2 separate regions of the Homo sapiens genome follow, and region 2 is linked to region 1. Evidence: chromatin contacts called from ENCODE Hi-C or POLR2A ChIA-PET data. All regions are on one chromosome and are shown on one strand. Each heading gives the region's core, a stretch centred on a gene start or an enhancer-like site at or near the end of the contact. The rest is flanking DNA. Distances are from core to core; before and after follow the strand shown. Region 1 holds the start of NCAM1-AS2 (NCAM1 antisense RNA 2). Region 2 overlaps NCAM1 (neural cell adhesion molecule 1).

Evidence for each region. A loop is a pair of places that touch in the nucleus more often than their neighbours do. ChIA-PET counts read pairs that join two places held with the same protein, here RNA polymerase II (POLR2A).
Region 2: a map of heart left ventricle shows a loop between it and region 1 (2.9-fold over the local background). The contact joins the enhancer-like site here to the promoter of NCAM1-AS2 in region 1. A Hi-C loop is called at or near these places in 1 of 168 maps with a recorded cell type or tissue (heart left ventricle). POLR2A ChIA-PET finds 5 or more read pairs at or near these places in 1 of 52 experiments (HEK293).

Annotation. Positions count from the first base shown.
Region 1 is chr11:112,961,927-112,964,843 of GRCh38, forward strand. It overlaps NCAM1-AS2 (NCAM1 antisense RNA 2), which reads right to left and starts at 1,534. Exons shown (of 3, transcript NR_120563.1): 1 at 1,284-1,534. The region is part of intron 1 of NCAM1 (neural cell adhesion molecule 1); the gene reads left to right. RefSeq lists an enhancer at 1-214.
Region 2 is chr11:113,197,541-113,200,457 of GRCh38, forward strand. All of the region lies in intron 1 of NCAM1 (neural cell adhesion molecule 1), which reads left to right. Among named protein-coding and RNA genes, the nearest start is that of NCAM1-AS1, 75 kb to the right of the region's middle. Within about 2 kb of position 1,536, at least 3 of the 41 ENCODE cell types and tissues checked have a DNase peak (open chromatin) inside an H3K27ac peak, as active enhancers do.

The DNA.
Region 1 (2,917 bases), core at 284-2,783:
CGCGGCGGTGGGAGCAGAGCCGGCCGGCTCCTGGGGACTCAGCGGCCGCGCTGGTGATGGGCAGCGCTCCTTCCCCAAAGGCGGGCGGCGGGGCGGGGGAGGTCGCGGCTCGGGTGGTGCCGCCGCACGGGCTCGGATTCCGAGGGGGAAGTGGCTTGTCAGCCCCGGCTCCGGGAAGAGTGAACAATAAGGCTAGGGCAGCCGCCCCAGATCGTTATATTCCTGGGTCTAATAAAGTCAGGATCGCTGCTTTGCTTCCCCCGCCCCAGAAGAATAACGGTTTGCAAAATGGGGCAAAATGGGCAGAATCGCACGGCCGTTGTTGTTGGTGTGACCGTTGTTGCACCCCAGTCGACATGACGTTAGTTTTTCATTTGCCAAATTGCTGGTTAGTTGCAAAGCCTACCCTCGGCCGCGAGCACTGAAGGATGGGAGGGTCGAGCGCCGCGTTTTGACAGGAGGAAGTGCGGAGGGGCGGAGGGCGAGGAGGGCGTGATTGGGGCTGCCTGGTGTGTGCGCGCGCGTGTGCGCGCGTGTGTCTTTACACGCGCCGCGTGCCCAGTGTTGCACGGGGCGGGAGAAGAATGGCAGGTAGCCGCCCGAAACACCTCGCCCTGTCTCCTTTCTTTGGGCGAGGTTCCCGATCCTGGCAAAGTGTGAACAATAGGGAGCTGGGAGGAAGACAGTAGTGATGCTGCCGCGGGTGGCGGGGGTTGCGCCGCCGCCCAGAGAACCTCGGCAGTGTGCAGGGAGGTGCATTTCATTTTGGCTATTTCCATCCCGGCCTCCCTGGAAAATTCTTCTGTGCGTGCCCACCCTCCCCTCCAGCTGTCATCCCCCCACCTCCACCCAAGGATTTGCGCTTTGGCTCTGATGGACGGGAGGGAAGGAAGAAAAGCAGGGGCCGCAGAGAGCTGGGTGGGTTGGGCGGACATTCTGGGCGGGGGGCGTGTGCTGGGAAGCGATCGAGGAAAGCCGGGCGGAGGGGCTGTGTGTCGCGGTCGCAGCTCCAGGTACCGTTGTACCTGCCCTGGACGGCCGACCCCCGGTTGGGGAGCGCACGGGGCGGGCCAGGGAGCACCCAGTGCGCCCCCTCCGCGGGCGGCACAAGAGCAGCGCTCGGCCGCCGCCTCCAGCCAACTCGGGTCCCTCCCACGGCGACCAATCAGTGCGAAGCTGGCTGGGCGGGAAGCCGCGAGAGGCTTTTATTGCGGCGCGGGTGGCGGCCAGGAGCTGCCAGGACAGTCTCCCGGTGCTTCAGCCTAACGGTCTCGCTCACTCACCGCCAAGAGAAACCCCGCCCTGCGGCCGGTCCCCCGCCTGCCCGGCAGTTTCCGAGGAAATAAAATGGAGACTAGGTGGTCACCGGGAGTGCTCCTGGTCCGGCCGCCCGTGCTCGCCCACTCTCGCCTCTTTCACGCCGACTTGGAGCATCCCACCGCCCCCGCCAGCGCTCACTCTCGCGCCGCGGAATCCGGGCCTGAGCGCGTCGCCGGGGAGGGCATCCTGGCAGGCACACCTACGCGCGTGCGCTGACCGGCCGACCGCGGGCCGGGGGCTCTACTGACGGCGGGGCGGGGCCGTGGCAGGGCCCGGAGAGGAGGGGTGGGGACCAAGCCTAGTCCGCCTGGCCCTGGGTCTCCGCTGCCACCTGGGCGGGGGCCACCCCGGTTATGCCCCTTTCCGCGGTGCCCGTGGGTGCCGCGACGCGACCTGTCCACATGGGGCGGGGGAAGGGGGGTGTTTTTGAGACATCCTCGCCCCCGGGTGGGAGCGTGACAATGGAGCCCGGATATTTGGTGGGCCTTTTGGGGGATCGCCTGGCGGTCCTTTCCATCATCGTGATGGGTACAGTCATCAGTATTTGGATCCCGTGGAAGTTGCAGGCCCAGGAATTCCCACTGGGATGTTCCTGGATGCCCAGGCAGGGGAGGCATTCTAACCAGTGTTCCCTGGAATGAAAGCGACCTCTTTCCTGGCCCGGTACCTTGAGGATGGGAAGAAGGCAGAACGTGAAACACATACAAGGTTGCTTAACAAAAGAAAGAAGTTGAATGGTTTTCCAAAGAGAAATAATTTCCCATTAAAATGTCTTTTGTACCATAGTTTTTTTTTAAAAAAATCAAAGAATTCAAGTCAAAGGGTTAGAATGAAAATGAAAACATAACAACAAGTATATATACATATGTATATATATCTGAGGTTTTTTTTTTGTTTTTTTTTTTTTTGTTTTTTTTTTGGACTCAAATGTAGCATGTCCAGGGCAGTGGTAACTGAGTTTGTGTGCTCGGCTGGGTGCATATGAAAATTTACATATAAGGCAAGCTAACCTTAATACGTCAAGTGAGTCCGATGGGCTGCCCCTCTCCTCTTTCTGTGTCCTCTGCTCTTTAGAAATACAATGAAAGGTTGTGCAATTGCATAGTAAATTTGAGTTTATTCTAGTATAAATTTTGGATGTTTTGAAGAATTGTTCGCTTGAACGATCTGGAATGGTTAAGTCACATGTTTACTTGATAATTTTGCAGTCTTCTGCCAGTTAAACTTGCAAGAGTCAAGGAATGGATAGGACTGGGTTTCTAACAAGATACCATCGGTTAAGAACAAAGAGCTACTTTACAAAAGCTAACATTGAAATCAAGTAGTATATATAATATCTCTCACTAAGCAAATTAAGGTGCGCTTCCACAAAGTTGACTGTGAGCACAGTTATAGTGAGCCATATATTTTTGTTGATTTTCATTTGAAGACTGAGAATGTGTGTTTTTAAACAGAATTTCACTGAATGTAATAAAGGCTATATAAGAATGTGGAAAACCTTTCACAACTCTAACCAAACCCTAGAAAGATTATTTTCTTTCAATAAATACTAGCATATTTAGAAATATTAATAACTGATAATTTGTTTTAAATCCAA
Region 2 (2,917 bases), core at 286-2,785, 240 kb after region 1:
CCTGTTTGTTTCACCCGTCCTTTAAATTGGTGATCAGAGCATCTTGCTTGGGTGTGTCTACATTGGCCTTGGGCCCTGAACATCTGTAATGTCTTCCTCAGCCTCCAGTGACTTTATAACATCTTGACAAGGAAGTATTTTCAATTAGCCACGGGAGAGACTTTGGTTCCCTGTCTGCTGTCAGCTCCTCCCTCCTCAAGCCCATTGGAATCTGAAAAGAAAACCGATAAAATAAAACTACTGCAAGAAGTTGCTGATTCATGTGAACTCTTTTTTGAAATCAGAACAAATTATTCTCTGTTGCTTTGCCCACCTCTTCTGATAAGCACCTGAGCATCTTTTAGGAACTGAAATTTTAATTCACTTTTCTTCAGCAGCTAAGACTTTATAGCCTACTTCTGCTAGGGAGTTGGGAGTTACAAAACATCTATCTACACCTGAAGCCATTTGCTAAAAGAGTTGGCATTCCTTTCAGAACATATCATCAGTTTAAAAAAAAAGACATTTAAACAGAAAACACATTTCAAAATCTATCAGTCTCCCATGGGGCTATTTTACTCAACTGAGGTGGGGAGAGGGAGATTGTTTGGTTCTCAAAAGACAGAACTTTTTTTCTGTCTGTGAACAAGGGATAGAATAGTGTGGGAGAAATGGCTGGACTTGGAACTGCAACCCAGTCTTGAATCTTGACCCTATCATTATCATCACTTATGGCTCTGAGCGTCCCTTACCCATATGTAAAATAGAGGCTATAATGCTGTGATTATCTATGAGCAAAGAGGCCAGTTATAGTTAACCAGGAGAGAAATGATGGCAGCAACTTGATATTAGAATTTTTTTTTTTTTTTTGAGATGGAGTCTTGCTCTGTCGCCCAGGCTGGAGTGCAGTGGCATGATCTCGGCTCACTGCAACCTCCACCTCCCGGGTTCAAGCAATTCTCCTGCCTCAGTCTCCCGAGTAGCTGGGACTACAGGTGTGTGCCACCACATCCAGCTAATTTTTTGTACTTTTAGTAGAGACGGGTCTCCTGACCTTGTGATCCGCCTGCTTCAGCCTCCCAAAGTGCTAGGATTACAGGCGTGAGCCACTGCGCCCGGCTGATGTTAGATCTTTGTACAAAGACTGTGCTCTTTCTAGCCTATGATTTGGAAAGAGTGTAAATGGTAACTAATAGGTTATAATAAACCTATTTGGAGATGGACAGAAGGTTATAGTAGTTGAGGGGTTTAGGGGAAGAGTTCAAGCCTTAGAAGTAGATGATTTTTAATCTTGGTTTTAGTGCTCATTAACTAAGGGACCCTGAGCAAGTTATTTTATTTCTCTGAGCCCCAATTTCCACGTTCATACAGTGGAGACAATAATATTGGCCTTTTTATCACTCAGAACTGTTTGATGAAATAATGAAGTGTGTTTTGTAAACTGGAAAGTGTGAACTGTCCACAAAAGAGGGCTTGGGGGATGAGTGCTTCTTGGAGGCGTGGGAAGCACTGTTGGAAGCGCCTCTTGTCCCTGCCCCTGGGTCCTGCCCAGCCCAATACCTAGGTTCATAAGCACGTGTCTTTGAATCCAGCTAAGATGATGCAGTATTTACGCAAGGAGTGTTTATGGAAAGCAAGAGATGGGATACTTCGTCTGTGAGAAATGTTTACATAAGTGCCTTTTAAGGTGGGAGTTATGCCCAGTGACGAAATTCCACTTACATATGCAACTGAAAAAAAGGTGAAAGTTGAGGTAGGAATTTGTATTGGGAACAATGAAAATAGTAACAGAGTAGGAAAGGACCAGGCAGCAAGCAATGGAGGGAAGGAGTTTTGAGATCAAAGCAGGATTTCCACTTACTATCATTAAACCTAGTATTTCAGTGCTTCGTGTTTGGGGAAGAATAATCAGCCATTGTGCTGCAGTGGAAAACATCCAAGCATTGATTTCCAGAGAACCTGGGGTTCCTCTGGGCCAGCTTTGTCTCTGGTGTTTTGAGGGAGGAATCACTAGCTTTTCCATCTGTGCAAAAGGCCAGGCGTCTAAATGGATAACTCTTCCTTTAAAAACTTCTGTGATGGGAAGGGGAACATCACGCTCTGGGGACTGTTGTGGGGTGGGGGGACGGGGGAGGGATAGCATTAGGAGATATACCTAATGCTAAATGACGAGTTAATGGGTGTAGCACACCAGCATGGCACATTTATACATATGTAACTAACCTGCACATTGTGCACATGTACCCTAAAACTTAAAGTATAATAATAAAAAAAAGAATATTTTGCAAATAAAGTAAAAGAAACACCCTTAAAAAAAAAAAAAAAAAAAACTTCTGTGATGATAAATGTGTGCGTGGGATCCTGTTAAGCAGGGAATTCCTTTGAAAGCCTTGTTTCCCTTTTCTCTCCATGGCCCAGAGATAGATCCTGGCCGCATTTGGATATGAAAACTCCTCAGCCTTGCCGTGTTCTCCTGCCCCTTGAGAGTTGTGTTCTGTTTGAAAAGAGCTGAACAAATGAAGGCTGTTTTTTCACTTGGGATAAGAATATCCTTCTCAAAGCAGTAAGGGCTGAACGAGGGTAACAGGATCCATATGTTGAAGCTGGCTGCTAATACTCAGCATATGGTCCAGCAAACTTTCTTGGGGGGACTCAGCTTCTCATTCTTTAAGGAATGCTCCAGTGAACTCCAGAAAAGATCAGGACTTAGGTGACCGTGGCATAGACACAGCTTCTGGGCTTCATAAGCCTGTAGTTCCCAGAGAATGAGAGCCACGGGAAGTGACAGGGAAGGTCCTGGCTGGCCTTAGCATGGATAGCACTGGCCTGCAGCTCTCTTTGTAAGGCTCCATGCTCCCCAAGATACGATGGGCCCTTATCAATTCATGGGCTCTCTGTGTTCTGTTAAGGGATAGTGAATCCAAGGGTTGTTACTTGG